Regions from separate parts of the Mus musculus genome. Here region 1 is linked to region 2. Evidence: chromatin contacts called from ENCODE POLR2A ChIA-PET data. All regions are on one chromosome and are shown on one strand. Each heading gives the region's core, a stretch centred on a gene start or an enhancer-like site at or near the end of the contact. The rest is flanking DNA. Distances are from core to core; before and after follow the strand shown.

The links. ChIA-PET counts read pairs that join two places held with the same protein, here RNA polymerase II (POLR2A).
Region 1: POLR2A ChIA-PET joins it to region 2 with 34 read pairs in embryonic stem cell. The contact joins the promoter of Pkm here to the promoter of Adpgk in region 2. POLR2A ChIA-PET finds 5 or more read pairs at or near these places in 4 of 5 experiments (Patski and embryonic stem cell).

Annotation. Positions count from the first base shown.
Region 1 is chr9:59,654,989-59,659,785 of GRCm38, forward strand. Pkm (pyruvate kinase, muscle) reads left to right here and starts at 1,588. Exons shown (of 11, transcript NM_011099.4): 1 at 1,588-1,661. It overlaps Gm51708 (a long non-coding RNA gene), which reads right to left and starts at 918. Exons shown (of 4, transcript XR_003948336.1): 1 at 849-918.
Region 2 is chr9:59,289,744-59,294,127 of GRCm38, forward strand. Adpgk (ADP-dependent glucokinase) reads left to right here and starts at 1,829. Exons shown (of 7, transcript NM_028121.2): 1 at 1,829-2,123. The coding sequence starts at 1,891.

The DNA.
Region 1 (4,797 bases), core at 338-2,837, 370 kb after region 2:
TTAATGCATGTGTGCGTGCATTCCTCTGTGTGTGTGTAAAAGAGGAGAGGAGAGAGAGGGAGGGAGAAAAAGAATGAATATGAATCTATAACCGAAACCCTGACCTGCGTGGGCCTAGATCTGTGTGGCTCAGACTGACTTTGGCCTCTTGAGCGTTGGAATTACAGGTGTGAGCTACTCTGCTTGACGCACAGTATGCACAGTGGACCTCAACATGAGTAGATAGATAACTGTCACCCTGTTGAACACTATGGTTCTTTTGTGTGTGTGTGTCCAAGGCACAAAGAGGTCATTTCTTCTACCCCCTTCTCTTGCAGAAAGGAATGATTTCCTCCACAGATATAACCTCCCCCTCCCCAACTTCATGTTCTTTCCACCATAATAACCAAGCATTTACTTCCCTAAACTAAGGGGACCAAGGGGACTTATAGAAGAAACTAAAAAACTTTATTTCACTACAAATTGCATTTATGTTACCCTTCCCTCTAATCAAAACTGACCGAAAATGGGATGAAGGCCTGTGATTCAACTACAAAGAAGTGTCTGCTTGAAATGGTCACACCCATCTTTTACCAAGAAAAACAAAAGAACAAAACAAAACCAAAAAAAATCCAAAACCTAAGGTACAGTCTTCCCATTTAGAATGTGGCAACATTGTATCTGCTTTCAAAACTCTGCGGAATGAAGACTAGTGTTAACAGTTGGGAAATTAGAAAATACTTTGTAGGGAAAAAATTGTTAATGCCTCCAATACTACAAATTTAAATACATACACGCCTGAGTCAAAAACCAGTGTTGACTCCTGCATAGATAATGGCTACACGTAGGTCCAGTTCTGCACTAATTACCTTGGATTGGTTTGCTGCGTCCAGGTCCAGGCATTTTAAAAGTGCAGGATTCGAGACTCAAAGTATTAACATGGGTCCAATCTAGCCCTCCTTATTAGGAGGTCGCGCTCACGTTCCAAAGAGAGACTTAAGTTCTTCCTACCCAGCCTCTAAGTCTGGAACCCTCTAGGAGGCAGCCCAGACCTTCCACCACTCTCTTGCTCCCATCACCCCAGCTTCCCGTTCCGCTCAGCCTCAGAGGGTGTACTGGGGCGGGCGCCGGGAGGGTGGAGAGTCTCCGGGCGGGGCTGGAGGAATGTCCGTGGACCTATAAATCTGGGCACCGCCCTGGTAGGCCAGGGCAGATGGGGAGACCTGGGCAAAAGGCCAAAAAGGGAACATTTTGTAGCCGATCTAAAGCAACAGGTGGCGGTGGCGCCCGGGAACCTAGGGGTGGTGGTGGCGGCGGCGGCGCTGGCCCGGTGGGCGGGCCTTGCTCCCTCACCACTTCCCCATTGGTCAACAGGATAACCCTTGAGCAAATTTGGTCTACGATGTCCTTCCGCCACGGAAGGTAGTCCTCCTCAAAAGGGCAACCTGCTTGTCCCGCCTACCCTGAGCTTCTCTCAGGAGGTGCGGGCGCCCCGTTGAGAGGCGGGGCGCCGCCGGCCGCAGCCCGGATTGGGCGAGGGGCGGGGCTGCGGAGGGATTGCGGCGGCCCGCAGCTGTGATAACCTTGAGGCCCAGTCGGCGCAGCCCCGCACAGCAGCGACTCGTCTTCACTTGACTGACGTCCGCTCTAGGTATCGCAGCAGGAACCGAAGTACGCCCGAGGTGAGCGGGGAGAACCTAAGCCATCTGTCCCCAGAGCCGATGCCCACTGGTGTGTAACGCAGGCCTGCCTGCCCACGCGGGACTCAGGCGCCAGGCATCGAGCATCCCACTCCGGGTTGGGGAGGAGCCACACTTGAGTCCAAGTCTTAATCCTCCAAATTGAGGGTGGCCGGCTAGCTCCTTTCCCACGGTCTCATTCTGCTCTCTCTTCCATCTCAATCTGGTTCCAGCCTCTTATCTTACTATTGCTATCCTCGCCACCCTGTTCTCGCCCTGCTCCGATGCTCGTCCTCCTACATCCACTACGACTTACGACCTTCCTCTTAGCTCTGTGCCCTCATAATTCGGTGCCCTCCTCTTAATCTCTACTTGAAATAATTCCCCTACTCACCCCACCCCCACCCCCCATTCAGCCTCCGCGTTCATCCTCCTTTCAGGTCAGCGTTCTCTTCCCGCGCCAGTGTTCGCAGCTCTTCGTCGCCCCTCCCCCCTCCGATCCGGTCACGTCCGCGCCGCAGCATCCTTTCAACCTCCATATCCTCGCCCCTCCCCCTCGCAGCTTTTCCCCTCCCCCCGCATTCTAGTCACGTCCGCGGACTCCTCGTGGTCCGGTGCATGGAGGTAGGATGCAGTCACTAGCGGTCCTTGGTAATGCAGCTACAAGTTACGTAACTTTTGTATTCCCGGTGGCCTGGCAAGAAAGGTTGGCCGCTATTGCTGCCTGTTTTGTGTGCCCGCAGATTTTTGGTGGTGGGCACGGGCCCTCATTGCTCTCGCGCTCCATCCTGCGGCGGAGGGGCGGCACGTACTGCGATGCGTCTGATTAATCGGTCATGCTGCTCCCACGTGCTGGCGAGGGGGAGGGTGGGCGATCAACCCATACCCGTTCCCGACAGAAACTGGAGCCCGACGCTACCAGAACACACATAGCCCACAGAGCTCGGTCTAATTAGGGAAGCAGATTTTGTCAAGTCAGTGCTATGAGGAAGATGGGGCTGCATGCACAAGGTGGCCGGCATACTGGTTTTGAAAAAGCCGGGCATCTTCTAGTCTGAAGGCTATAAAGACCCAGTAAATACCCAGTCATAGTAAGATAAGAGCTCGACCACTTTTTCCAAATCCAGGACACTGGTAGTTTGGAAAAAGTGAACCTTATAGTGAAAATCCAGTCGTGCATGGAGGCAGCTAGGTTTTGGAATCCGGTGTGATCTATTAATATTCTTAGGTTTGGCCTCTGGTCCTGTGTCACTCCAGGCTGCTAAATTACTGGTCTCCTTGTAAGTACGGGCCATCCTCGATGTAGTGACTAACCTCGGGTGAAATATCCAGAAGGGCATGCATTATATCCTTTTGGTCAATGAATGAAGTAGTTACCTTGAAGGCTACCAACTTGATTCTGTCTCCTTACTATTTTTATGCACATTAGGGGTAAGCTTGGGGAGGCAGGTAGGCTCTGAATACCCAGTATGCCCATGGAAACAAATTCTCTCTGGAATCCCGTCAGTGTTTACAAAGTAATTAATGTTACATTGCAGCTCTCCTGAGAAAGAGCTATCTAAAGGGAGAAATCTGTGCAGCCTTTGTCTTTGGCTGTGAGGGTAGAAACAAAGAAACAGGTACCCAGATAGAAGCCTTCCGGTCCTCTTTGTTCAAGTAAGCCTTTTATGCCTTCTGGCTTGTAGGAAGTTTGGTACTGTTGCCCCAACAGTGGGGTGGGGGGGCTCAGATCAAGACTCAAGGAAGCATTGTTAGCAAATAATTTGCCCTCTGATGGCCTGATTATGCTGTAGGAAAGGCAGTGAGGGTGTTCTTTGGGAAAGTAGTGTAAACCATCACCGGGTCTGGGCAAGATGACTCAACCTTTCAACTTTGCGGCTTTTGAGAAAATTTTCTTCCTTGGGTGAGTGAGGGGACCACACTTGTTCTCTGAAGTGTTGTAAGGTTCCCTCTTTTTTAGTGAGTCAAATAGCGTGCATTTTCCCTGAATTAAACATGTCTCACTCAGACTGAGTGTGGTGGTTCAGCTTTAATCCCAGTACTTGGGAGGAAGGCCTGTGAGCTTGAGAACATGGAGCGGGTGATACCCTGTTTCCAGAGGTGGCGGGTATCACCTAAATGAAGGTGACCATAAGAGTGGAAATGTGGAGTGGCTGCTTCTAGACGGCATATTTTCATTCTTGAATGATTGGCACAGCAGCTTTTCATAGAACAACCAGTATCCAGATTGGCAGTTTCTCTCGAGGCATTTCTGAATTATTGCTTAAGCCAAACTATATGAATACTAATCACTTATTTAGTACATAGCTATTTTCATTTTAAGCATTATATTTTAAATTATTTAATTTGTAGGGAAATTTGTTAAGAACTGTTTGCCAGCACTCAGGAGGCAGAGGCATGCAGATCTGAGTTTGAGGCCAGCCTACTCTACAAAGTACCAAGACATCCAGAGCTACACAGAAACCCTATTTTGGGAGTGGGCTTTGGTGGAAATGTATCTCAACCAGGTATAATGGCCCTTGATCCCTTTATTCCCGGTGTTCTGGAGGCAAACTGGCAAATGACTTTGAGTTTAGTCCAGCCAGTGAGTGACTTGGCACATTTCATAGCTGACTCCAAACAGATTTATGGGGGCTGGGTATGCCATCTGTGTTATATGAACGTGTTGGTCACAGGAAACGCTATTTTATTTCTTAAAGCTGTTAATTGCTTAATATTGAGTGGAAGGGATGAGGAAGCGGCTATGGACAGAAAGGTAGAAAAAGCGTTTCTTGCCTTAAACTCACATTGGGTTTTTAGCATCTTTAGCTTTTTTGCAGCAAGTCGACACGAGTTGGGCAAGAACTAAGCTGGAGATTGAGGTAGAGGAAAATGACTCATTTGTCTTTCAGTTTCTCAATCATCTCAAATACCCACAGGCAAGTTAACTGGTGAGTTTTTTTTTTTTTTTTTTTTTTTACTGCTTCTGGTAAAGGACCGAGTCATCTCTGTAAACTGCACTCATGGAGACTATAATAGGAGTAGATGACTGTATGACGAAGAACATTCTTCCTGCCCTGGAACTTTCGTGCGTCTTGAAATTTTTAACCAAGAGCCAGACTTACTTTGGCTATGTAGTAATCAGGAGAGGTGAGCCCCA
Region 2 (4,384 bases), core at 579-3,078:
CCAAAACTACCCGACGAGATCCAGCTTGCTAGCACAGGCCACAGAGTCACCCACACCACAGCTGTACTTTTACATGAGAAATAAACTTAGATTTAACTTGCTCCAGCTCTTGCTAGTTAGCCTCTAAGACTAAACAACAAAAGGTTTTGCAAGCCTGGAAAGACTCAGCAACAGCTTTGCAAGGGATCTCCACACTGATGGGGAGTCGTCCCCTCATCTTCCCAGATGAGTGTGTTCTTATAGTTCAGCTGCCTCCGCTCCTCCCAAAACTGATCTTGGGAATTTATATTTAATGGGCTTTAGCCAACCTTCAAACACATGTGACTTTGCCAGTCCACCTCCCAAATCAATTAATCACAGACACCTGGTACTGGTTCTCAGTAAACAGAGGCAAAAAATGCTTCTGTTTACAGACACTCTGTAAAGTGTCTGTCTAGAAGGTATAAGACCTTCCCTTCCTCCCTGAGCACCAGACACAGAGATACACATTTGTAATTCCAGGAGCTAGAGGGAAGAGGATCAGAAGTTCAAAGTTGGGGCTGGAGAGATAGCTCAGCGGTTAAGAACGCTGACTGCTCCGGGGGTCTGAGCGAGAAGAAAAAAGTGTCTGGGGACAGCTACAGTGTACTTACATATAATAAATTAATAAATCTTTTTAAAAAAAGTTCAAAGTCACCCTTGACAACGCAGTGAACTTGAGGCTAGTCTGGGCTAGTAACCAGTCTCTGGCCAGTTAACAGCTGAGAGCCATAACAGAAACACTTTGGATACTGGGGGTGGGGGTGGGAGATAACGTCCAAGATCAAAGCCAGGGAAACACATTTCTATTAACAAGTTCAAAAATTATAGACAGAGTAGAAAATTGGTCAGGAGCTAGCAGAACTAGCAAAATAGAAATAGGCCAGGCTAGATGAGGCTGAGAATGAACTGGACATCAAGCCTAGCTTTCCTGCCTCTTAACCTACCCTCTCACATAGAACCGTCACATCAAAGGAGGAAGGGCTGGATTTCTGTAGTATCACCCGGAACAACTAAACCAGGATTTAAAAACTCGAGTCTATAGTCCTTCCATACTGTACACATGATTGTATCCCTTTGCGGCTTACTCTGGGGTTGTTCAAAGGAACACCACCTCCGAAAGGGTTATCTAAGGGGTCTGAGTGTTAAATCTGATCTCTAGATTGAACAAGATCGCTTCAGTCTTAGCGGAAGCCTTTGACTAGCTGAAAATCTCAAGAGGTGGACTCCCCGTGCCCAGCACCACTAGGGTCTGAGCAGATTCCTCTCGCGGGAAGCCCTTCCCATCGTCGTGCACCCTCCGCCTCGCCACTGCACCAGACTTAGAAAGGAACCGGCCTAGTAAAACCATGGAGGTCAAACACTGGCGGAGGGACGGATTAAGAGACAACAGCGTGGCTCGTTGTCAATGGGAGACCGACTACTCTAATCGCGAGGTTTGCTGCTTCTTCGTTATCTGCATGTCTTATCTTACTAGGGAAGTAAAAGTATTCTCTCGCCCCCACCCCGGACACACACACACTCTATCTCAGGCTATCAGTGAATATCGGGAAGACGTGTACGGATTGGGAACCACACTACTGCCTTTGTTCATCCAAGGACAGAATCGCACAACAGCGTCGCCCAGCGCCAGCGCCAAGACTTAAACAGAGCGAACCCCCAACGCCAGCCCTGTCGTCGTCCCGCCTCCAGCCCACCCATAGCTCCACCCATAACTGGGGCTGCAGTTCCGTCGTAGCTCCGCCCATCGGGAGGAAGAGCCTGTGGCGCGCGGGTGTGACGTTACGCACGTCTACGTCAGCACGCGCCCAGCTGGGAGGAGGCGCGAGCCGAGAAAGGATCCTGTAGCCACCGGTGCGGCGGTGTGTGCACATGGCGCTGTGGCGCGGCTCTGCGTGCGCCGGCTTCCTGGCGCTGGCCGTGGGCTGCGTGTTCCTGCTGGAGCCGGAGCTGCCGGGCACGGCGCTGCGCTCGCTCTGGAGCTCCCTGAGGCTGGGACCCGCGCCAGTGCCCGTGGGACCTCTGTCCCCGGAGAGCCGGCTGGCAGCCGCTTGGGACGCCCTCATCGCGCAGCCCGCCCGGCGCTGGCGCCGCGTGGCTGTGGGGTGAGTGCCTGCGGGGCCTGCCTGCGGCTCTGGGCCTCCCCGGGAAGTGCGCGCGCTCCGGGGTCCGCCCGGGACTCGGTGGTGTCTGGGTTGCCCTCTGGGCGAAAGTGTCGGACGCGTGAGACGAGCCTTTTTCCGTCATCGCTGCAGGGATAGTCAGCATATTTCCACCCGGTTGGCCCTGCTCCCTGTAAAAGCAGCTCTCATAGCTTCTTAGAAATTCAACTCAGCCTGTCACTTGTAATTTTTGAGGTTACTCTGTTGTCTGTCTTCCAGCCCTTTTTTGCCGACTGTTCTCAGGTGGCCACGATGGTTTTCCTATTTTTTTAGCACTCTTCCTAACGTACTTAAAGCTAAATGCTTCTGTCTCTAGCTGTTGACTTTACGTCATCCGGTCTGAAGACCACTCTACTAAGACTGCTCATTTTCATATTCAACATTTTTTGTTAAGGATTCCTTACCAGAACTCTGCGCCTTTCGCGTTTAGCACGCCCTTCTCGAAACTACCTTCTTCCCCATACTAAGTGATAGTTCATATTTTTAAGGTTCTCTCAAATCACAGTATCTCCTTTCTTTGTGAAACTCACAGAAATGTATCCAATTTTTTTTACACTAACCTTAGTCCCTCTTCCAGTTAGGCTTGGCTTTCTTGTCTTGTCAAGGGCACTATGCATCAGCGAGTTTTTTAGTATGTTTTTCTTTAGGTTAGAGTTGGTTTTTTTTTTTTTTTTTTAAATGTTGCTTCTGTTGTTCCTTTTTGAACTACAGCCTCCTTGGCTGGTCTGGAACGTAAGTAGATCATTAGAACATAGATCATTATCTGATCTGTTTGCTTCCTTTTTCTTTCTTTCTCTTGTCTTTTTAGTTTAGTTTTATTTTTAAATTATTCTTCTTTAAGACAGGGCTTCTCTGTGTAGTCCAGGCTCTCCTGGAACTCACTCTGTAGACCAGGCTGACCTCGAACTCTAAGGACCAGCTGCTTCTGCCTCCCTGGTGCTGGGCTTAAAGACCTGGCTTTATCAGGTTCTTGATCATCTTTCTTGGAGCTATGTCAGGTGTGTGCTGGGCTCTGAGGGCATATGTATGGAAGAAGTCAGGTCTGTGCTGCATTTTTTTGGAAGCAGCTTGAGCAGCTACAACAGAATAACTCACACTAGTTGCTTAGAACAACATAAACTTTCTGTGACTGGAGACCGATAGTTCCAGATCAAGGTGCCAGGGTGATTTCTAAGGAAGCTGATGCTGGGGGTGCCTTTCTTCTTTCTTCCTACCTTGGAGCCAGTCAGCTTCTCGTGCTCTCACATGCCTTTTACTGTATAGTTCTCCAGAGTGATGTCTTTTTCTCTTATATGGACACCATTCCTGTTGGATTAGGGGCCACCTACTTAACCTTAATTGCTCCCTGAAAGACCCTAAGTCCAGATACAGTCACAGTGGGGATTGGCGTTTGTCTTAGTTACTTTTCTATTGCCATAACAAAACTACAGCTAAAGCAACTTGTAGAAGAAAGAGTTTATTGGGGGCTTACAGTTTTGGAGGATGAGTCCATGACCATCATGACAGGGAACGTGACGGCAGGCATGATACTGGAGCAGTAGCTGAGAGTGTATATCCTTATTCAAAAGTAGGAGTAGCGTAGCTAACTGGAAAGGGCGTGGGCTTTTGAAACTTCAAAGCCCACCCCCACTGAAACTTCTTCCAAGAAGGCTACACCTAATCCTTCACAAACAGTTACACGAACTGGGGAGAAAACATTCGAATAGATGAACCAATAGGGAGCATCCTCATTGAAACCACCACAGGGTTCCCATGCAAGAGTTTGAGGTGAGGTAGGGGAGATACATTGTCTATAGCAGTTGTGAAAAGTGCTGTCCGTGTTCAGCTACCAATAAGAGCAAGGCAGTCAGCTATTCCAATGAATGACTCATTCCTCTCAGGATGGGGCAGTAGAAAAAGCTCCAAGAAGATGATGTTCCATTTTCTATTTATGTAGTAATAAATCACCCCAACACTTAGTGATGCAGAACAGTCATATTTCATGATCTAAGTTATGATTGAGTTCAGCTGAGCAGTGGTAGCTTGGAGTTGTATGTAGTAGGATGGCGGCTGGGACTAGATGTATCATTAAGATTGATCAAGGCTGGGACGCCCACTGAGGATTTCCACCTACAGGAAGTGTCTTCTAGCTGTTCATTTCTCACAGCAGAGACTAAGCTAGGAGAGTGTCCAAAGAGAGCAGATATTTGCCTTATGTTTCTTGA